4 separate regions of the Homo sapiens genome follow, and regions 2, 3 and 4 are each linked to region 1. Evidence: chromatin contacts called from ENCODE Hi-C data. All regions are on one chromosome and are shown on one strand. Each heading gives the region's core, a stretch centred on a gene start or an enhancer-like site at or near the end of the contact. The rest is flanking DNA. Distances are from core to core; before and after follow the strand shown.

What was found. Hi-C counts contacts between places; a loop is a spot of excess contacts on that map. Pooled maps may share reads with other maps.
Region 2: a map with no recorded cell type shows a loop between it and region 1 (9-fold over the local background). The contact joins two enhancer-like sites. A Hi-C loop is called at or near these places in 1 of 168 maps with a recorded cell type or tissue (PC-9), 15 of 37 single-sample maps with no recorded cell type and 10 of 50 pooled maps.
Region 3: a pooled map shows a loop between it and region 1 (2.8-fold over the local background). The contact joins the promoter of HIVEP3 here to the enhancer-like site in region 1. A Hi-C loop is called at or near these places in 1 of 168 maps with a recorded cell type or tissue (PC-9), 1 of 37 single-sample maps with no recorded cell type and 7 of 50 pooled maps.
Region 4: a loop to region 1 is called in a map of mammary epithelial cell, with 2.9 times the contacts of the local background. The contact joins two enhancer-like sites. A Hi-C loop is called at or near these places in 1 of 168 maps with a recorded cell type or tissue (mammary epithelial cell), 11 of 37 single-sample maps with no recorded cell type and 11 of 50 pooled maps.

Annotation. Positions count from the first base shown.
Region 1 is chr1:41,511,445-41,516,978 of GRCh38, forward strand. It overlaps HIVEP3 (HIVEP zinc finger 3), which reads right to left. Exons shown (of 9, transcript NM_024503.5): 8 at 1,372-2,306. Among named protein-coding and RNA genes, the nearest start is that of EDN2, 30 kb to the left of the region's middle. RefSeq lists an enhancer at 1,584-2,084 and a silencer at 4,729-4,908. Within about 2 kb of position 3,712, at least 12 of the 41 ENCODE cell types and tissues checked have a DNase peak (open chromatin) inside an H3K27ac peak, as active enhancers do; they include PC-9, where a contact is called at or near this core.
Region 2 is chr1:41,888,435-41,893,900 of GRCh38, forward strand. The region is part of intron 1 of HIVEP3 (HIVEP zinc finger 3); the gene reads right to left. Among named protein-coding and RNA genes, the nearest start is that of HIVEP3, 28 kb to the right of the region's middle. RefSeq lists an enhancer at 3,023-3,322. Within about 2 kb of position 3,262, at least 28 of the 41 ENCODE cell types and tissues checked have a DNase peak (open chromatin) inside an H3K27ac peak, as active enhancers do; they include PC-9, where a contact is called at or near this core.
Region 3 is chr1:41,915,053-41,920,699 of GRCh38, forward strand. HIVEP3 (HIVEP zinc finger 3) reads right to left here and starts at 3,870. Exons shown (of 9, transcript NM_024503.5): 1 at 3,361-3,870. RefSeq lists silencers at 2,806-3,100, 3,152-3,201.
Region 4 is chr1:41,810,289-41,816,195 of GRCh38, forward strand. The region is part of intron 1 of HIVEP3 (HIVEP zinc finger 3); the gene reads right to left. Among named protein-coding and RNA genes, the nearest start is that of HIVEP3, 110 kb to the right of the region's middle. Within about 2 kb of position 1,908, at least 12 of the 41 ENCODE cell types and tissues checked have a DNase peak (open chromatin) inside an H3K27ac peak, as active enhancers do.

The DNA of each region.
Region 1 (5,534 bases), core at 2,462-4,961:
CATCTCTGGAATGGGCCATCTCCAGCTCGACAGTGACCATGAGTATGCTCAGGCCCCATGGTCTCCATGCCTCTAGCCAGCATATCTGTCTTCAAAGGAGGGGATACTTGAGCGACGTGGGGCCCTGTTGTCACCCATGAGCCTGGCCTCTATGTGGGTCTGCTGCCTGTCCTGTTCCTAAAATGGTCTTCACCCAGCTTCACTCTTGGACATGAGTTCCCACCTGAGGCTCTTTGCCCTTCTGCTACCTCCAGGAATTTGAATGTGAACCCAAAATTAAAAATCAAGGAAAGATTCCTAGATCAGTGTTCCTCCAGGAGTGACAGGGCTGGGTCATGGCAACACGGGGACAGAGAAGGTGTCGGAAGGGGGTCAGCTGACAATGATGGTGCTATCGGTGGAGGGGTCATGGCAGCTGAGGGGACAGGGATGGTGACTGTGCTCATGGGGTGGCAGCAGTGGTGTGTTGGTGCAATGGTGACAGTGGTGGTGCTGGCCATGGGGATAGTGCTGATGGTTGACAAGGATGATATTGGTTGTGGTGTCTCTGAGAGCACTGGTGACAGTGATATTGGAGATGGTGATGGTTTTGGTTAAGTTGTGCCATCTGCTCAAAGAACACAGGCAGATGGGGATGGGGTGGGGGATGGGGAATTGCACGAGTATTTACAACCTCATCCAAGGCCACACCCCTTGCAAGTGATATGATATCGTTTGGATATTTGTCCCCGCCCAAATCTCGTGTTGAATTGTAAACCCCAGTGTTAGAGGTGGGCCTGGTGGGAGGTGTTTGGGTCATGGGGACGGATCCCTCAGGGCCTGATACTGTCCTCCAGATAGTGATTTCTCATGAGATCTGGCATTTTGAGCGTGTGGCACCTTTCCCCCAACTCTCTCTCTTGCTTCCACTCTGCCATGTGAGATGCCTGTTCCCGCTTTGCCTTCTGCCATGAGTAAAAGCTGCTTGAGGCCTCCCCAGAAGCCGAGCAGATGCTGGCACCACGCTTCCTGTACAGCCTGAAGAACTGTGAGCCTATTCAACCTCTTTTCATTATAAATTACCCAGTCTCAGGAATTTGTTTATAGCAATACAAGAACGGACTAATACGTGGTAGAACCCATTTCCCATGAACTCCAGAGTCCATGCTCTGTGCTTCTGAGGCTAAAATAAAGTTTAATAAGCCAGCTGATTTAGGGCAGCCAGCATGGTGCATGGCACAGTAGGTGCCTAATAAATGTTTGCGAAATTATTAATAACTACTGAGCTGGCAGAGCTGTTTAGTTCCAGGTGTGATACCCAGGAGGGTGTGAACTTGCAACCCCTGCACCCACAGGGGAGAAGCGGCCCAGCCACCAGGGGCAGGAACTCACCCACGGGGAGGCGCAGGTCTCTGGGCTTCTGCTGAGGAGCTTGTGAGGTAGAGGCGCGGGCGGGAAGAGAACCCGTGGGTCCAGCCCCAAGCCTGGGCCATGCTCCCCCGCTGAGGGGCTGCCCGGCCCAGCCAAGGCCCACTTCCCTGGCGGCGCTGACCGTGGTGGTGACTCGGCCTGACCTGGAGACCATCTCCTGGTGGGCGAGTATCTGGGGAGGCCTGGGTCGGTGGTACCCTCGAGTTTGGAGAGCACATGTGCTCGAGGGGCCAGTTCTCTTCCCAGGGGGCAGAGGGTGAGAGGAGACAGCTGAAGTCTTGGAGACCCACAAGGGAGAGCGCCCATGCCCCTTCCTGGGTCCACGTGCAGGCCAGGTGGGCTTGGGGCTGAGGCCTGTGGTTCTCGGGCCGGGGAGCATCGCTGGGGAGATGAGTCGTTTTTGGTTAGCGAGTGTTTGCGGGCTAGTGGTGGACGGCTGCCTGCTTCTTTGCTTGGGGACCACGGTCTTCTTGGGGACACAGGCTTGTAGCTCAAGGCTGAGCCTGTGTCTTTCTCCACAGAGCCCAGAGGGGCCGGTCCCAGCCAGGGGAGGCCCGGCATGCTCTGGCTGGACATGGAGCAGCTGCTGGCTGTCAGGCGCTCAGCTTCCGAGACCGAGCTGCCTCGTGTAGCCTCCGTGCCAGAGGCGGGGGCATCTGGGGGCTGAGGGCCCAGGATGGGTGAGGAGTCTGCCCGCAGTGCATGTGGTGGGCCAGGCGGGGGCGCCTCTGAGGATGGTCTGGACAGCTCATCCTGGCTCTCCTCCTCATCCTCATCCTCGTCTTCGTCCAGGTCTGAGTCTGAGTCCGAGTCCTCCAGGTCCGAAAACTGGTGCTCCTCCACAGCCTCTGAACCCTCTCGTCCTTCCGAGTCCTGGAACAGGTCGTCACTGGTTCCTGAGGGCAAACACAGAAGACCCAAGGTCACAGTTGGGCCTTGGCCCCACTGCCCACACGGCTGCTCCTCTCTGAGCCCCAGTTTCCTTGCCTGCTGACTGGGCAAAATAGCCATCGCAAGGGCACAAGATTGTTGGGACAACCAAGAAACGTAACAGATATGGGAGCGCTTTGTAAATAATAATGAACAATAATTCCCTTATGCCTAGAATGTGCAATGTTCAGTTCTGAGAGCTTTAGGTATATTTATTCATTTAGACCTCAGAGAATCCTGTGAAGCTGGTACTGTTCTCATCCTCATGTTACAGATGAGGAAACTGAGGTAAGAGAAAGTAAGTAACTTGCCCATGGAAGACAGCAGTAGGGCTGGGATTGAGCCATAGCAAAGAAGACAGTCTTTGTTTGTTTGTTTGTTTGTTTGTTTGTTTCACTAGCATCTCAGTGCTGGCTTCACCATGGGCAACTTACCACCTTGCTCTGCTTGGTCTCCCCCTTTGTCGAATGAATGTGATGGTCTCACCTCACCAGGTTTTCTAGGAGGACTAAAATGAAGGCCTGGCACATATTGAGGGCTTAAAAATAATTATAGCTACCATATTAATACATTAATGATGAAATCTGTTATTCCAGGACAGGGCAGTCACACTGGCTGGTCCAGCAGCACAGAGCCATCCGTGGTCAGTGTACACACACATCTGCCACGGTGACCAGGCTCCCGGTGGCTGGCACAATGGCATCTGGCAGGTGGCGGACTCTGGCCTCTGTGGGCGGCTTGACTAAGCTGGCCTCAGGCTGCAGAGCAGGTCCCCATCCCAGCCACGCTCTTATCTGAGGAGCCACTGCCCTTTTGAAGTCCAGGCTGCCTCTAGCCTCGGGGCCCTCCCATTGCCTGCCAGCCCCAGCTCCACCCCATAGTTTTCGACCTACATGTGGCTGAATGCCCACTTTTGTCCACTTTGGACATCTGACTGCTGCATGTTGAGTGACTTGGAAGCAATTGTTCACAAGAGTAAACAAAAAACAAAATTGTGATACTTGTTTCAGATATTGTTGGACATTTAGGTCACTTGCACTCCTTAAACAGACTATAAGAATAATGACAGAGTTATTGAATAGAGTCTAAAAGTGGGGGTTAGGGCTCTGGAATACTAGCCTCCTGGTCTGATTCCTCTGGGATGACCCCAACCAGTCGGGTCACCTCTAACATGTCAGGAGTCTAGTTTGGGCATCTCTGAAATGGACAGCAATCCGGATGCTGGGGAGAGCTCCGCTAACATCTGGCCTGTTCGCTGGCCCATCACTAGACCATTGGAACCTGTTTCTGGTCTGCAGAGTGAGGTTGCTGACAGGTGGGTTGAGCTGGCCAGCCAGCCCCATCGCTCACACATATCAGTACTGCACCCACCTGACCAGGAGGGCTGGCACAGAAACTGACTCAGGCCGCTGGGGCAGCTAGGCTTTGGCTCTCAACCATGCCCAGCTGCCCCGGGGCCAGAAAGCCCGGAACTAGCACTTCCAAGTCACTCAATATGCAGCAGTCAGATGTCCAAAGTGGACAAAAGTGGGCATTCAGCCGGATGTAGGTCAAAAGCTATGGGGTGGAGCTGGGGCTGGCAGGCAAAAGGAGGCCCCTGAGGCTAGAGGCAGGGTGATGAGACCAGAGGAGGAATGAAGGATTAGGATGAGAGCAGGGCTGGGGATGGGGGTGAACTTTGTAGTTATGCCCCAGGCATTTACCTCCCTTGCCTAGGACTTTGGGAGGGGCCTAATTCAACACCTGTTCACCTGGCCCTGCCCCTCATTTACATACAGCAAAATCCAGGCACAGATGACCCAGTGAGAGCTGGTGGCTGAGTCAGAACTAAGGTTTACAGCCCTTGCATTATTACGCTGACAGTTTAAAAATGATGTGCTGCACTAAGAAGCAGGGAATGGTCGGGTTTGAATCTCAGCACTACCACTTCCTTGCTGTGTGACGTTGGATACTTTACTTTCTGTGTGTCTGGTTTCCTCATCTGTAAACTGGGTAGCAATAAAAGCACTCTAGGAAGCTGTTCAGAGGACTGTGAGGGTCTGGCACACAGTAAGTACCCAATAAACTTCAGCTCCTGTCATCCCATGATACCCTGTCCCCCCAGTCTCAGCAGGCAGGTAGCTGGGGTGGGATTGTCAGCATTTTGCAGATGAAGGTCACAGGGGTAGTGTTAGGAGTGAAGGAGAGTCAGGACCAGCGTCTCCTGATGTCCAGCAGGGAGGGCTCCTAAAGATCCTCTTTACTAATGTGGAAGTTGAGACCCAGTGGGGGTAATGGCCCGTCCTGGGCACTCAGTGCATGAATGCTGGAAGCCAAGAGTCCCCTGCCCAGCTCGGGGCTGGCCGGGGCCTCCACATCTGCGTTCCTGCAGGGCGCTGAGGGAATGCCCCTGGCTGGGCGGCCCCGCCCCTGCTGGGATCCAGGCCAACGCTCCACAAATGAGAGAGCTTGAGCGCGCGGCGGGCGCCGCTGGGAGAGGCCACACGGTGGCGCTAGCGCCCAGCCTGGCCAGCACCATGGGCAGGGCCGGGGCGCCTGGCTCCTTCCAGGCAGTTCTCCCACGCGCCACCTCGCGTCCCACAGACACGAACTCCTGCCGCTCCCCCCGGCATCTGTCTCGTCGCGGGAAGTGGAAACTCCATCCTTCAGTCTCTTGGGCCGTAATCCTTGGAGTCCTCCATGGCTCCTTTTCGTTCTTCCCCCTCTCTTCTGCCCCATATGGGGTCATCTGAGCCTGTGGGCTCTCCCTCCGGAACCTCCCCAGAATCCCGCCGCTTTTCCACCTCCTGAGCACACCCGTGCTCCCCGCGCCCACGGCACAGGCCAGAGGACGCCCTGCCTCTCTCCTCCGCTCCAGGGCACCCCCCCATGCCCTTCAGCCCTCAGGCTCTAGCTCTCTCTGAACCGGCTGCCCCCGCGTCCAGCGGGCTCCAGCACGCGGGCCAAGCGCCGTGGCCCCCGGGGACCCCACACCTGCTGCTCCCTCTGCAGGAGAGCTCCTCCCTGACCCCACGTGGCTCCTGACCCCGGTTCCTCCGGGTGGGTTCTCTGCTCACACCGCCCTGTCTAGCACAGCGGCCCTCCCCACGGGCCCCAGCCCTCACTTGGCTCTTCTGCTTTCTCTTTGGCTTCACAGGCAGGGCCCCTGCTCTACTCCACCATCGTTCCTTGCCCAGCTCCCCTGCCATGCCGAC
Region 2 (5,466 bases), core at 2,012-4,511, 380 kb after region 1:
CGATATGTGAGGAGAGAGGAGAAGGAGGAGAAAGGAAGGCCTATCCAGAGAGAAGAGAGGGACAGCCCAGCTGAGAAGGGGCCAAAGAGGGGGAAAAAGGAAATAGAACCTAAAGTGACTGAGGTGTTAGGCCTTGTAGAGAATAAGGGCATCATCAGATGTGAGCCAAGGAAATGATTCAGATCACACCTGACAGAATAAGGAGGATAAATTAGCTCCAGAATCAGTTATCACATACCTCATGTACCCCCCAACATACACACCATATACCTCACACCCCCCACACACATACCACACACACACATGCCCCCCACACCACATACCTCACACATGCGCACCCCCACATACCTCATACACATACCAAACACACACACACCACATACCTCACACATATACCACACACACATGCCCCCATACCACATACCTCACACACACACCACATACCTCACACACATACCCCACACACGTACACCATATACCTCACACACCACATGCCACATACACACACAAAGACCACACATGCCACACACACACACAAAGACCACACATGCCACACACACACCACATACCACATACACACACCACATACCTCACACGCTACACACACACACACACACCACACAACACATACACCACACACACCACACATACGCCACATACCTCACACACCAAACACACACAAGCACCACACACACACCCCCCACATACCTCACACATCACACACACCTCCATATACCTCACAAACACACATATCTCACACACACACACACCACATACACCACACACCCCACACCTCACACAGTCCCACCCCACATCCCCTGCTACACACAAACTCACACACTTTAAAGTGTGCTTTGCATTCCAAGTCTTTGCTGGGAAACCTTAGTTGCAGCTTTACGTGGCTGGAATATCAAAAGGCAGGAGTTGTGGAGTCACTGACAATAACATCATCCACCTTCTCAATGTCCCCGACACTGCCACCTCATTACCCAAAAGCCACTGCCATTCCAGACCTACGCAGAGTCTGAAGGGCAGCACCCCCTTCTCCTTGGGACTGGAGGGACACCTTGCCTCAACTCTCCTGCAGGGCCTGAGGTTAAACTCTCCTGTATTCCACCATCAAAGGACAGCATGGGGGACTCTAGCCCTTTTAATGGGCTGCCAAGAGCAAAAATTCACGCATTCTAGAGTATGAAAGCCCGGCAGGGTGGGCCTTCATTTCCCATATGTTAGTGTGTATCGATGGAGAGGGTAGGGAGCCCTGTGGGGAATGAGGGCACCCATTGTCCCCTGCAGAGCAGTTGTGGATGGAGCTCCTGTAGGAATAACGGACTCTGATTACCACGGTGACACTCCCAAGGTGATGGCTCTGGATAGGGTTTGCAGTCTCCTTTATACTCATCACTCCCATCTAATCCTCACAAGAACCCTGCTCCCCACTTAATGAACAAAGAAGCAGGCCTAGAAAGGCAAGTGGCTTGCCCGGAATTAACAATAATAGTTTAACCATAATAACATTGCCCCATCTGCTCACCATCCAATGAACAACTCAAGTGACAGCACAGTGGTTAAGAGAACAGATTCTGAAACAGATGTACCTGGTTCAAATCCTGGCTCGGCCAATGACTAGCTTTGTGCCACTGGGCATGTGATTCAATTACCCTGTGCCTCAGTTTCCTTGTCTGTAAAATGGGGATGATGATAGTCCCTACCTCATGGGTTGCTGTGTGGTTTAAATAAATTTTCACATGTAAATTACTTAGAACCAAGCCTGGAATGCTCAGTCAGCACTCCTTAAGTGCTGGCTGCTTTGGTGCAGGCTCTGAGCACAGAGACAACCAAACATAGCACCTGCCTCCAAGGTACTTACAGCCTAAAGGGAGAAACAGAAAAGTGAACAAGAGCTAGGGTAGAAAAGATGCTCGGGGCACAAATGAGGGACCTGGAATCCAGGAAGGGCCTGATTCCTGGGCCAAGTGACAACTGGGTTGAGTTCTGAAGAGCCACAGTACAGGCACTGTGACAGCCCTTATTTATGTTTTCCAGCTTTTATTGTAGATTCATGTGCAGGTTTGTTACCTGGGATTATTGTGTGATGCTGAGGTTTGGGAGATGAATGATCCATGGCCCTTTTTATATAGTTTGTCATTTAATCCTTGGACCATTTTACAAATGAGGAGCCTGAGGCTCAGAGAAGTTAAGCAGCTTCCCCCGGAAAACCAACTTGGTAAGTGGTGGAGCTGGGATTCAAGCCCACATTTGTCTGATTCCAGAATCTTACTCCAAGTCTGGGCAAGGCGTGGGCTGGCCAGGCAGCTGCCTGAAGGGCAATTGTCTATAACCCTGGGGTCAGGGGGATGAGAAATGTGAGGCCTGTTAACCCAGGTCTCTGGGCAAGCTTCCTTATATAACCTGCACATTGTCAACGCTCCACTCAGGCAGCTCTCCCATTCCTTACTACATAATTATTAGATAATGCATAAGGGAGAGGTTTGAATGACTAGCCTGCCTGGGAGGCTGCCTCTCTACGGTCCTGCTTCCACCACACGGGAGCCCTGAAACGAGCAGGCCAGCTGGAGAGGTGGCCAACACATTCCTCACCCAGAGGCTCCGGGCTCCCCAGATGGCCACTGCCACCTGACCACACAGAGTCACTTTGCCAGAAGGACTGCCCTGCTTTAGGCCTGATCTGATCTTTTTCCAGGAAACTCGTCTGGTGTAAGATTTATGTGTCCAAACTTGCCAGCCTTCCCCTTTCACCCTGGACTAACAGGGACAAGAATTCTAATCAATGTGCAGGAACACAGAAAAAAAACAGGGAAACAGCAGGCAGGCCCAACCCCAAAAGCCCCAAACTTATTTCCCAATTTTGGGTTGCACATGTATTTCTACTCACATAAGACAGTTTGCATCCAACTGGGGGGAATTTTGAGTTTCAATTAAACTTTGCTAAAATACAAAACTCATTTCCCCTTAACTGTGCTTCCTGACAATGAAGTGGTGGTGTCACGGGGCAGAAGGGCTGATGGTGTGGGTTACCACAGCAAGGTCCATGCTGCAAAGACGGGCTGCCCCTCCTGCTCTGGGAGTCAACGCTTCCTGGGTCCACCAGGCCCAGCATTTCCACAGGCTGTCATCGGTGTGTCCCCAGCACAGCACCTAGCTAGATCTCAGCAAATGATTTGAATGTGTGGGGCTCCCTCCAGGTAAGAAAGGAACCCCTGCTCACGGCACTCCCCAGAAGTCCTTGGTAACTCACTTTCTCTTTCTGTTCTGAACATCCATTCGGGCTGGTTTAAAGCACAGCTCGCTCAAGAGGCAGCCCTCCAGAGGAGATCGGGGTTAATTACGTTTACTGACAGCTGTCTTCTTTCTCCTACAGTCACTTCTTCCCATGTCCTGATTTCATTGCTTGTGAAAAGAGATGGCCTTCCAATGGGAAAAGGCAAGGAGTAAAACTCACGAGAGAAAGCGTCCTGGAGATTTTAAGGAGAAAGGCACATCGGTTCTGCCAGCACAAGAGCTGCCTGTTTCCCTATCAGATATCAACACTCATTTAGTGCAAGGGTGAATATCACCTTTCTATTGAAAAGAAATAGAGTACCCTAGGAAAATAGCTTGCATCAAAACAAGAGAAAAGTAGGTTCTGAACCAGAACTAAAATATTTGGACACCGAAGCTGTGACTACTGATGCAAAGCCATTAACCCATAAAAACAAACATTCAAACAAGACACTGCATAGCTCTCTTTAAATGAGTCCAAACACCAGAGCTTTATCTTAAAACAAATAAACAACAACAACAAAAAATTCCTTTCCCCATCCCATCTCCACCCACCCACTAGGAGTAAAACATATTGCTAGCTCTGAGACTTTTCTAAGAACTTGGTCAGAGACACTGAGCGGCTGGTCAATATATTTCTTACAAATGGGGCTTTGAGAGCGGAACTAGCAGCTGGGTGCCAAGAACACAGTGGCTCTGCTCACATCTCACATATGCCCAGACGCTCTGAACCACAGCCTACCACTGCTGCCACAGGTTCAAGTTCTGAAACCCAAAGAGAGCACAGAGAAGGCAGGAAGAGAAGAAAAAAAGACCCAGATGTTGCAAATCAGAATAAGTGCTGAGTGAGGCAGTATCATGACATGGCAACGATAAATGTTGAACGTTGGCTCTCCTCTTGTCAGCTGACCCCTCTGCTCTGGGACCCTTCACACTGTGACTCCAGTTAAATCAACCAGCTGTGCCTCCAAGAAAGGCAGCATGGGTCAGTGTGGCTGCCTGGACTCTGCTGCTGACAGCTGCAGAGAGAAACTCAAACCAGCCACATAGCCTGGCCCACCTTATAGTCTGAACGTGCCCAGCCAAAAAGAAGAAAAGAAAACAGCTCAAAAAACAGCAAAGGCTGGGTACGGTGGCTCATGCCTGTAATCCCAGAACTTTGGGAGGTTGAGGCGAGCAGATTGCTTGAGCTCAGGAGTTCAAGACCAGCCAGGGCAACATGGTGAAACCCTATCTCTAAAAAAAAAAATGCAAAAATTAGCTAGGGGTGGTGGCACACATCTGTAGTCCCAGCTACTCGGGAGGCTGAGGCAGGAGGACAGCTAGTGCCCGCAAGGTTGAGGCTGTAGCGAGCCATGTTCGTGCAACTGCACTCTAGCGTGGGTGACAAAGCAAGATCTCGTCTCAAAAAAAAAAAAAAAAAAAACAGAAAAGCAAAAAACCCACAGCTGAGAAGCCTCTGGCTCAAACCCACATACAGAAGCTTGTCGGCTGCTGTGTGTACACATACCAGCCACCATGATCCTGGCCTTCTCTGACCATTGGTCTGTAAGGAAATAAGGTGATAAGTGGGAACTGGGCTCTGAACCCTGGAACTGAGAAGTCAGGCTGCTGCAAAACTCTCCAGGATATTAATCCCTCTCTCTGCCCAGTGGTTTTCAACTGGGGGCAGTTTAGCCCCCCTAGGGAACACTCATCAATGTCTGAAGACATTTTTGGTTGTCACATCTGGGGGTCAGGGGGTTGCTATCGCTACCTAGTGGGCCCTGGTAGAGGCCAGGTTTGCTACTATACCTCCTACAATGCCCAGGACAGCTCTCACAACAAGGAATCATCTGGCCCAAAATGTCAATGGTGCCAAGGCTGAGAAACCCTGCTCTAGAGCCTAAGAGTGCTGGGCTCAAATTCTAACATCACTGCTGACTAGCCCAGGGGCCTTTGTATAACTTACTTCACCTGTCAGAGCCTCAGGTTTATATATATGTGTGTGTGTATGTGTTTGTGTGTGTGTATATAGATATACATATATATTTATATTCATATATACATATTTTTATATATTATATATTTATATATTAAATATGCATATTTATATATAATACATTATATAACATATAATATATATTATATATGAATATGAAAAAATTATATATTATATATTATATATGAATATGCATATATAAT
Region 3 (5,647 bases), core at 2,620-5,119, 400 kb after region 1:
TTGACCAGTAAGCCACCGGCTATCCAGAAACCTCACAGGTGCCATTATCATGGATAGTTGCAGTTTTTTCTCTAAGAATCATGCAAAAAAAAAAAATCTTTTGGGGATACTTCAGAACTCTGTCTTTTTAAATTGGATGAACAAAATATAATTTTAACTTCTATGGATACATGTGGGTCATTGTGAGCATCAGTTACTATGTTATAAAACAGAGTACCAAAGATCCATCAAAATACATAAAATTTCACTGAATTGCTTACATTAAATGCTCATATCAGCTTTAGAATTCCATGCCTTGAATTCTTGTGCCTTTTAAATTTTTTTTTAGTTTTTCTGTTTTTTACTCTTACTTCTTACTGATACTTGATAAAAGAGCTTTAATAATCCTTGCACAGTACAGTATCAGTTGCTTCCAATTTGCTAGGTGCATTTGACAAACTAATAACCAAGCCTCTTAAAACTTGAAGTAAATGCAGAGGCCTGAAAGAGGGTATAAAATTTCCTCCAATGATCAAAATTCATAAACTGTAGCTCATGGACTTATGACCTTTCTCTTGATTTGCCATCTAGGTCCCAACTGGATAAGTGAAATTATGTAAATGTGAGTTCCAGATTGTTGTGGTATTATCCTAATACCTATCAACTACATAGCATGTTACTAAACGTATCTCATTTTTCTTCTCAAGATAGTTCAGTGGTCTTGGTAAGGTTATGATGGTTACACCTACTTTACAGATAAGGAAGAAAATTGGTCACGGGCTTTGGCCAAGTCTGACCCAGAATGCTAGTGCTGCCTGTTGATACAGCCAGTGTTTTCCAGCCCTGCCCGCCTAGTGCATCTGCAGATTTGTAAATACACTTTGACTCCACAGGAAACAGGATGGAGAACAGCATGTCAGGGACTCCTTGATGGGCAGGATGGAGGGCAAAAAAGAGCCTTAAAGACATTAGGGAATTCACAGAGTAGGGAGTGAGAGACAAGTTAAATGCTATCCAGTTGTCACACAGCTTTCTTAATGTTATCTTTCATCAAATCATGTCCTAGAACCTGCCAGGACTTCAGACTAAATGCATCTTCTTCTTGCCTGTACCTTTCACACACTAAATGTCTCAACAGCTCACTTGGCAAGGACCCAAAGGCAGCACACACTTCTCCACTCCAAGGAGGGTGGCTGCCACTAAACACAATGGGCGGAGACAGCTCAACAATAGTGCCAGTTGAGCACATCTTGATCCACTGCCACAGAGTTCACAGTAGTAGTTGGCCCTCAAAGCAAACCCACTGGGGTGTTGAGGGCAAAAAAACAATCTTAGCCTTAAGGGGCCAGACTTTGCCATCAAATTAACAAATCTGCCCAACAGCCCCAGGCTGAGGCGCTCAGGGGTGTGACAGGAGGGCCCCTGTTAACAATTCTGTATCCTGTGGGTGCCTTAACTAGATGGAGTGGAGAGGAAGCAGAGAGCTAAGTGTCACACCACCCTCTCCTCCTGCCTGCAGGTGTCTTAGTTGGACAGCTGTCCACCTTCCTTGCAAAAAACTCCCACAATCTTTAAATGCAACTATGTAAAGGGCCTCCAGCCTCTGCAAGCCATCACAACTTTAAAGAGCATATGTCAAACAGCTCAGACGGCATCTGAGGTCTATTCTTCAGCCCCACAGTATAGCCCAACCCCAGAGCACAAGTGACACCCTAGTGGACAGGAACTCCTCCCTACACTGGCTGCTCAGCAGGACCATGAAGAACAGCTGGGACCTGGCCTATTACCTTGGCTTCAGGATTCATTTTCTGCCTGGAATTGGGAAACTGGAGGCCCTGCAGGGGTCCTTCTCCTGGGTCCAACTGTCTCCAGGGTGCAAGAGGGGTGAAATTACCAAATGAAAGTTCAGATAAGCAATTACTGGCTGAAAGAGACACAGGAGGGTCTTCAGATCAACACTGACCCAGAGCTAATACCACACTGTCCTCAGAGGGACACACGATCACTGACCTGTATTCTTCACATTTAAGTTGCTAGAATTATTCCTCCTTGCCCCCACTCTCTCCCTGCCCCCAGCATACACATAATTACATAAAGACGTCTTAAACAACTGTAGCACCCAACTTCTTCAGTCTGGGGGAGAGCCAGGAGATGGTGGGGAGCTGTTTGGGCACACGTCTGATCATTACATAATCACACAAACATGGGCTGGAGAACACTGCCATGCAGATCAGTTCAGCAAACACCTCATTCTCCCTCTTTCCTCTTCCCTCCCCCCGTAACACCCAAAATGCACACCAGAGTTAACAAAACCGAAGCACTCCAGGTAGCCAGTGGGCACCTGGCTGCTGTGGTTACAATGCCAAGGGCTACCAGAAACGTCAGCGTATACCAGAAAGAGGGCCAGGGTGCTGCTCACCCAGCGACCAGATCTGCAGACCCTCTTCCTGCAACCACTGCCCCCGAAGTTCAAGGAAGGGCCTAGCCACAGAAATATTCCTGACCTGCAACAGAAACCAAACCAGCTACGTTAAAGGAAACCAATGCCGAGCCTCCAAGTTCCTCTGCACCACTGCCACACTCAGGAGTCCTCAGCAGCCTGGACAATATCATTAGGGACCATTCGGCACCATCAGTGTTTCCATTTAAAAGATAGTAAAATGTGGGGCATAACTTGGAGGGGACACTCTCTCTGCTAGCAGGGAGGCAAGAATCCCCTATAGAATAGGAGTTTGGTTTGGGTTTGGTTGGGTCAGGTTGGGGGTTGGGAAATGATTTTGCTTTAGGAATATTTTCAGGGGGCTAGGATTAAGGGGGAAAAAGAAAGCTATCCCCTCTGTCTCAGCAGCCAGCATCATACGAATCTCACTCTCAACCAAGCAGGCTACTGCAGTCCGCCTAAACAATCCGGAGCAGCAGCCAAGGCAGCACAAGAAAACGCCGGTGCCACGGAACGCGATGCCTAAGCCCCCCAGCCGAGGCTCCTATGGAGCCGGCCGCCAGTGCGCGGGTGCAGAGCCCAGCAGAGCCTGCTGCAAGCAGCGCTGGAGCGCACGGCGCGCATAGGGTTACAGCCCCGCCGCCGCCGCCGCCGCCGCCGCCTGTGATTGACGCGCGGGGGTCACTTGAGGCTCGCGCCGCTCCCCAGCACCAGGCCGAGCAGCGCGCTCAGCCCACCGGGGGCACTGGCCGCCACGCGCAGCCCACCCGGCCGGCCCCTGCGTCTCGGCAGCCGGACACCTTGCCTAAGAAAGGCATACACAAAATGGAATCGCAGCTCGCTATTCTGCTTCGCGGTGCGGCCTCAGGCAAAAACACAATCACAAGGTAAAATACAGCGCAAGGAATCCATCCGCCGAATAAAAACCCAGAGTCCCCTACCTTCGGCCTTGGGATGGCAAACTGGTCCTGTGTTCTCTGACCCACGGATCCAGCCCCTTCTTCATGAATTATTCCGGCCAGGCAGGATTTTGTGCATTTTTTTCATGAACACCTGTTTCAAGTAAGGGGTAAAGACCTTATTGAAAGAATTGTCCTTAAAAAATAACCTGTGCATACGTATGTCCATCCAGGCATGCATGCGTGTTTGTATACACACATATGCACACGGAATAGCCATGTACATTGAAGCACCAAACTAGGCAGCTGGATAATGGGAGAGTCGGCTGGTTGTGAGCATGCTCGCGCCGGGAACAGATCCACCCTCTGTTATTCCTCTGAATAAATATAAATCACGATCAGAAACCCAAACAGAAGCATCCCTCTTGAATTCGTGCTGCTGAAAAACACGGAATAAATTCAGCCTGCAGACACAGAATCTAATCAGCAGCTGTTTTCTGAATCCAGAGCCAACCCATGCCTCGCTTGTCTTTTCCACTAGGAGTCCAGACCTTTTTTGAAAGGGGGTTTAACCTTTTAAAGACACAGTACACCAATTATCACTTCGGAATAGCTGTCACTCCCAGCGCAGGAAGCCAGTCCCATGCCTAAAGGCACAGTAGGCTTGCACACAGTGATAAGGATTTCATTTATTGGTGCTTTTTAAAAAACAACATATATGTATAATATATGTGCATATATATGCACATATATATGCACACATATTATATATATATACGTGGAGAGAAAAAATGCAAATGCAAGTCATAAATATTTATTGCACTGATGAGCTTCTCAGTACTAATTGGCACGTTATGTAAACACTATGATCCTTCACTTCTGAACACCCATGTTCACGGGTCAGACGAGACAGGGCACTCTTGTCAGCAAGCGTGTCACACCTCACCAGCCTCTGGCTGCAGATCAGGGGCCGGGGAGCCTCAACAGTGCCTGAAGGGAGTGGGGTCTCTGCACCTGAGAGCTCAACACGGGCACTCCTTGCCCTGCCCTGCCTTGCTCTGCAGTCTCAGGGTCCATGTCCACAAATCAAAGAATAGTTCTGGCACTATTTCTAAAGTCGAACATAATCCAGAGCCACATCGCATTCCAAGACATACTTTCTTTCAACCAGAATCAGGAATCAGAACTACCACCTGAACCTTAGTTAGAGTCTTTACGATTCAGACTTAGGCCCTTCTTCAAGATTTTGTTATTGAGTTCTGTTGTTTTGTTTTTCACTTTTCTTTTAAGGGTCAGCATGGAGGTATGGAGGTAGAAAAACAGGGTAGGGGGAGAGACAACCTCCAGCCTAAATTTTTTTGAAAAAAATTATTCTTCGAGTACTTCAGCCACCCAGATGGTGTTTACTGCAGTTTTGTTCTGGCTTTTAAAGAGGTAGCGCTGAGAAGAAACAAGAGTCCTAACCTTGCTCACGTGTGTTAAGAAGGCAAATGTCTTTGACAGTTTCTTTTTCACCCCAGCCCCAGAGCTCCAGCATGGCGCTGTCTGCTCCTCCGCTGGTTCCCGCCTAAGAGCAGCGGCAGTGGCTCACCTCGGGAGCTACAGGGGCGCTCCTACAGCCGCTCCAGCATCACAGCCCATTCCCTCCCTTGCCTAGTCCTGCCAGGCAAACCGTGAAAACAAGTGCACTGTCACCCTCCCACCTCATCACAGGCGCTCCTGTGTGGACCCCTCCCAGCGACACACACACACTCTCTTCCTTCCCCTCTTCCAGGGCCCTTTGGCAGAAAATTATCATATTTCATGTGTCATCGCCCAAGCAAGCTGGGTCCATCACTGATTGGCTGGGCCCTGGCAGCCGGAAATGTCACCAGCCACACAGCGTGGAGCTGGCTCTCCCGCGGCCACCACAGACCTGAGCCCAGGAGGCTCTGTGACAAGGCACAGACCTACCACAGAGAGCCTGTCACTCTCTCCCTGGTCCAGCCCCTGCCCCCTGCTTCTCCATCTACCCAGCCCCCCGGGGAATAGGGGCTGCGAGGGGATGGTGAAGGAGTCTCAGTGACATTCCTATTTTCCCAGCATGTTTGAGAAGAAACTAAAGATGTCTCCAATCAGGTTTATAAATTTGGAGAACTTGTTTTTGACAAAAACATTCTGTCTTCACACTAAAAAAAAATCAGTAAGACTGGGTGAAAACAAGATGGTTTTTTTTTTTTTGTTTTGTTTTTTACCCCAGGAGAGTTTACTAGATGCTGCTGTTTATTTCCCATCTAACATCTCAGGCACCAAGGTATAATCATGTCACAGGGCTGTCCGATAATTCAGA
Region 4 (5,907 bases), core at 658-3,157, 300 kb after region 1:
TAACTAAGTCACCTCCACTGAAGAAGTGCGATCAACCACTTGTAAGAAAGCAAAACTCCACAAGCATCCTAGCATCAGGGCCCACTAGTTGACTCCAGGATGAGTGCAATGATCTCTCCTGGGTACCAAGAAGACTCCATCCAGAGAGAGGGCAGATAACAAATGTCCATCTTAGGTCCCTTGCCCCCCATCCACCATCTCCTAGTCCCTGGGACCTCCATCTAAGAGGAGAAGCACCAGCCTTGGCAATGGAAGCCCACACCAGTAGGGGCTGGCCCCACACTGATCCTGGTAGGTTCATGCTTATGCTTCTGCCTCATGCTGAACTAGTGCATGCCTCAGCCCTTTGGAACCCCTTGGAGCTCTCCAAGGTACTGACCCTCATTCCTGGCTGGGCCCCTAAAAACAGTGTCATGGTGAAATGTGGTTATTTTGAGTTTATATATGGTTACAGTCTTTTAAAAAGAATCAATTCAAAATAAATTTGGCTTCACTGTTGTACCTCATTTTAAGAAGTAGTTTTCTAACTTTTCACCTCCAATTTATAGTGTGGATCTCTTTAAGAAGCCAGGTGGCCTATGTGGCATGTGGCTTATGGATTTGCCTGTAATGGCCCTGAAGCCTTTGACATCACCAAGTCCTCACTCCTTTGGATCTTGCCTGTCCTATTTCTTGGCCTTGTGCCCTTCCCAATCCCTTCCTATCAACTGCAGACTCCTAGGATGCCCTTTTCCAGCCCTTACAGGGCACTATGATTGTTTATTGACCAGTTTATTTCCCCCATTGGCCTGAGTCCTCCAATGACCAGATTTTTTTTTTTTTTGTACCTAATGCAGGGTTTGTGTCACCTGGGTCCTCAGTTGGTGTTTATTGCCCAGTGGGCAGCTAGTGAATAGTCTCCTGGGTGTGACCCAGGAGATCTTCCATCTCTTAAGCCCTTGGCTTTTCCTACTCCCCAAGGCCCACTCTGGCAGCCAGCCAGGTGTGCTGTCCTCCCAATGGTAGGAACAGTGGTCTGTGCTAGTCTCCTGCTCATAAGAAACTTCAGGATCCATGTCTTCTGCTTGCTTGTTTGTTGTATTTCCTAGAGGAAAACAGTCTGGTGTTAACCTTGGGTTTTACTGGCTACCTCACCCCATAGAAACACAACAATAACAACGAATGCTTCTTTGAACACCATTTTTCACTATTCTAAGCATTTTATATGCATTAATTATCAGTTACATTTGCTGTTAGGCAAATGCTACCACATCCTCTTTTTACAGATAATGAGGCAGACAGAGAGGTTATGTGACTCACTTGGGGCCGCCCAGCTGGTTAGTGACGGGCCCAGAGCACCCTCCAGAGACACTGTCCTGAACCATCGTGCTGTGCTGCCACCCACTGAGCTTGGAGCACCACGGGGAGGGGGTGGGGAAAGGCGAAACGTCAGGAGAGGGTGAGAAATGGGAATTTGGAGGCATAAAGTCAGGAAAAGGTTGAGTCCTTTTTATAATAAATTCCTAAAAGAGGGAATACGAAAATCGCAGTTGCTGTAGTTGTACAGATGAGTCCTTATCTAACTCCATACAATTAATATAAAGAACCATATAATTAATTTACAACTGGAAAAAAAAATACTTTATTCTAAAGATGAGCAAGCAGAGGCCCAGAGAAGCCCCCGAGTGCCCAAGTTACAAAGAAGAGTGTCCAGAGGCACTGGCTTAAGAAGACAGAAGGCACTCAGTTGAACCATTTTTACAATGGTATAAAGAACCCCCAAGGTGATATTTTAATAAACAAAATGACCCAGGTCATTAATCTCTCTGCTGCTTTGAGACATACACAGGTGCTCCCAGGGCTGAGGCTGTGGAATCCCAGCCAGCTATCCTCTAGGGGGAGCTAGAGGCAGTCCTTCCCTTTAAACAGGGCCTTCATTAAGCAAACTTAACAAACACGAGGAGCACAAACAGAAACCTCTTTCTCAGCTTGCAACGGACAGATGTTTAATAAGATGCCATGGGCCGGGTGCAGTGGCTCATGCCTGTAATTCCAGCATTTGGGGAGGCTGAGGAGGGAGGATCGCTTAGGGCCAGGAGTTCAAGGCTGCAGTGAGCTATGACCATGTCGCTGCACTCCAGCCTGGAGAACAGAGCAAGACTGTCTTAAAAACAAAACAAAACAACAACAAAAACAAAAAAATAAATAAGATGTCATGGATATGGAATAAATAGAGGATAAAGCCCACTGAGGAAATGCCTGAATTCTAGACAATCTCAGCAGCTTTCTTGCATTCCTCTGGAATGACTGGGCCACATCTGTATTGTGTTCCCATCTGGACACTTCATTTTAAGAGTGATAGTGACGCATTTATCCTGGGAAGGGAAATTAGCAAATACCAAGGCTGGTAGGGGGTGGGGGGGGACCTGGGCTGCTCACCCCAGAGAAGACTGGCCAGCTGGGCTGCGAAGCCACCACTCCAACAGTTCCCTGTCTGTGAAAAACAGAGTGTCCCCTTCCCTGAGGGTGCACTCCTCCTTGGGGGTGGGGGGACAGATAAGTTAGAACTGCCAAGGTTCTCTGCTCCTTAAATGCAGCCTAGCAGGATGGGTGGAGGGGGTGGGGGGCGGTCCTTGCAGCACTCAGAGCCAAGCGCTTTCTGGACCTGGTAAAGTGCCTATGCACTCTGGGGCCTCTGAGACTCCTACAGCAAGAAGGACCTTAGCTGTCTCCAGGCCCTGATCCAACCACTTCATTTCATTTTATCTATTTTATTTTATTTTATTTTTGAGATGGAGTCTTGCTCTGAAGCCTAGGCTGGAGTGCAGTGGTGCGATCTTGGCTCACTGCAACCTCTGCCTCCCAAGTTCAAGCGATTCTTCTGCCTCAGCCTCCCAAACAACCCCTTCATTTTCGAGATGAGGGCTCTGAGGCTCTGGGTTCCATGGCCAGTAAGAAGCAGAAGTGGGACTGGAGTCCAGTCATGCAGCCCCCCATCACCCTATCTAGTCCTCTTGCCATTTGGCCCACAGCCTCCACCAGCAGGAGCAACACTAGGCGCCAATCTTGCCCTGTCTTTCTGGTGATCTGGAAACAGTCCTATCATGGCAGCTGGAAAACAGTGGCTCACACTGCTGCCAGGCAATGTTCACCAGCTGGTCCTCCTCCCAAACACACTGGCAAGACCTAGTGACACACAGGGTGCCTGAGAGACTGTGCACCCACATACCGCCTTGCAATTGTCCATCCCCAGCCATTAACAGGTGCGACTTCTCTCCGCAGGACCACAGTGGATAGAAATCTCTGTGGAAATCTCCTCTTGGCTGCTAGCCATAGAGGACAGATCTTCTACGCCAAAGGGAGAAGGCTGAGAACCATAAAGCCATCAAGTAGGAGGGACCATGCAGTGCTCTCTGATGCCCAATATGTAACCATAATACATGAGAGACCATTAAAGGAGAAGAGCTGGGGAACCCCACCCCTGCCCCATGCCATACAACTCTTCCTAAACACAGGGTCTTCACAGCCAGCCTCGACAAGAGACACATGTAGAAGGGAACCATGACTAGCCATTCCACAGACCAGACCAGCACAGCCTGTTGTGGTGGAGACAGTAGCTTCTTCCCCAACCATTCAGCACTGCGGCCTGGGCTTCCTCACCTACAGATGTCTAGGGCTCTGATGCCTTCCTGTAGTTACCCACAGCAGCCCACAGCACTGCCCTTTCTCAATCTCAGCCTCCTCCCCACCCCTACACGGTCCATCCTCCAGTGGTGGGGGCTTCATCTCCTGATGGTCTTGACCTTGGGCACTCTTATCTTGCTGTCCAAGGGAAATCCCCAGAAGACACTGAGTAATGAGAGCTGAGAGAATGGGACCTTGCTTTTAGGCCATGGGTGAAATTCAAGCCCCAGTACGTCATGTCTGTGAGGCTTGTGGAAAGCTGGCTTCTGAGTGAGTGTCCCTCAGCCAGCACTCAGCAGACATTTATCTGGCATGACCTCTGCGCTCACACTGCCAGGGCTGGAGTGCAGAGCCACAGGAGAGTGGGGTCACGTGGGGACAGTTCTTCCCCTCTCCCTACCCTGTGCTGTATGAACTATATCCATCACCTCTTTTAGCTCTCATGCCACCATGGTGGTTGGTATGTTCCCATTCCACATATGAGTAAATGTAGACCCATGAGGGTTAAGGGAATGGCCCAAAGTCACATGGCTAAGATGCAGAACCAGAACTTGAATGCAGGCCCGGCTTCCCTAAGGCTAGTGCCTGCCACCAGATTATAGCCATGAATCTTGCATAACCTGGGTGAAACGCTTTTCCAAACTCTATTTCAAAATTATGAGTTGGCCTAAAATATGACTCCCACAGCATGCTAATCTTGTAATTACTATTCATTTATGACCACTCTCCATTGCATTTGCAACTGAAAGCTTTATTATGCATTAGTGTGTTTCGGTTCCACAAATATTTATGTTTCCATTCCACAGGTAAGAATAGGTACCCAAGAAATTCTTTTCCCCATTTTAAAATGGAGAGTTGCTCCTTTATGAAAGCATTCCTTTCAGTGAATCCATTTATTCAACTGCCCATTGATTCAAAAGCATTTACTGAGTGTAAAAGGCATACACGTTATATGCATGATATGCAAAATCAGCACTGCTCTGGGTTTTGGAGATACAGCAGTAATCAGGACAGATAAGGTTCCTGCTAAAATCAAACTTAGGTTCTAGCAGAGGAGACAGACAGTAAATAAGTAAATAAATAAATAAGATGGTTCAGGTAAGAGGTGCTATGAAGAAAGTAAAACAGGATGGCCTGGGGATGTAATAAGAGGTAACATCTGAACTGATACCTGTTACCTGCTGACTGAAAAGAAGTCAGCCATATAAAGATTAGGTGAAAGAAAGTTCTAGGCAGAAGGGGGTCAGGTGCAGTGGCTCATGTCTGTAATTCCAGCATTTTGGGAAGCTGAGGTGGGAGGTTACTTGAAGCCAGGAGTTCAAGACCTGCCTGGGCAACATAGTGGGACCCTTTCTCTACAAAAAATAAAAATTAGCTGGGCATGGTGGTGCATGCCTGCAGCCCCAGCTATTCAGGAGGCTGAAACAAGAGGATGGCTTGAGCCAGGAGTTTGAGGCTGCAGTGAGCTATGATCACACCACCGCACTCCAGCCTGGGTGATAGAGTGAGACCCTGTCTCAAAAAAAGAAAGAAAAAAAGAGAAAAGAAAAGAAAGTTCTAGACAGAAGGAACAACAAGTACAAAGCCCCTGAGGTAGGAATGGGAATGGTCACAGCCAGTGTTAATGGGACCTAGACAGTTCAAAGGGAAGCAGGGGAAGATAGGGAGGCTGACCCATAACAGGCCTCAGAGGCCCATGGAGGAGGCTTAGCTTTTATCCTAGTGGCATGTGGAGAACCAGGCATGAAAACACATATCATGAATCGCCAACAAGTGCCGTAGGAATCGATGCTTTTTTATTGTTTTTTTTTTTTTTATTGTTGTTGTTGTTTTTTGAGACAGAAGTCTCTCTCTGTTGCCCAAGCCGGAGTGCAGTGGTGGGATCTCGGCCCACTGCAACCCCTGCCTCCTGGGTTCAAGCAATCCTCCTGTCTCAGCCTCCTGAGTAGCTGGAGAACCACATCCCCAAAACTTAGAAATCAGATTGCCTTCAGAATTAAACCACTGAAGCCCACGTGCCGTTGATGCAATTAGTCACCTGTTGGTTCTGGAGTAAGTCCCCAAAGAGCTGTGGAGCATCCTAAACTAATCAAGGTGGCCTTGGAAGCAGGGCCAGTATTAGTATGTAGAAAGTGGCAGTACCAGCATTTGAACCCAGTTCAGCCTGACTCCACAATCCCAAGTCTTGTCCACTCCAGCCTCTCAGTAGCTTCCATAAAGCTTAGACACATAGCACACATAAAG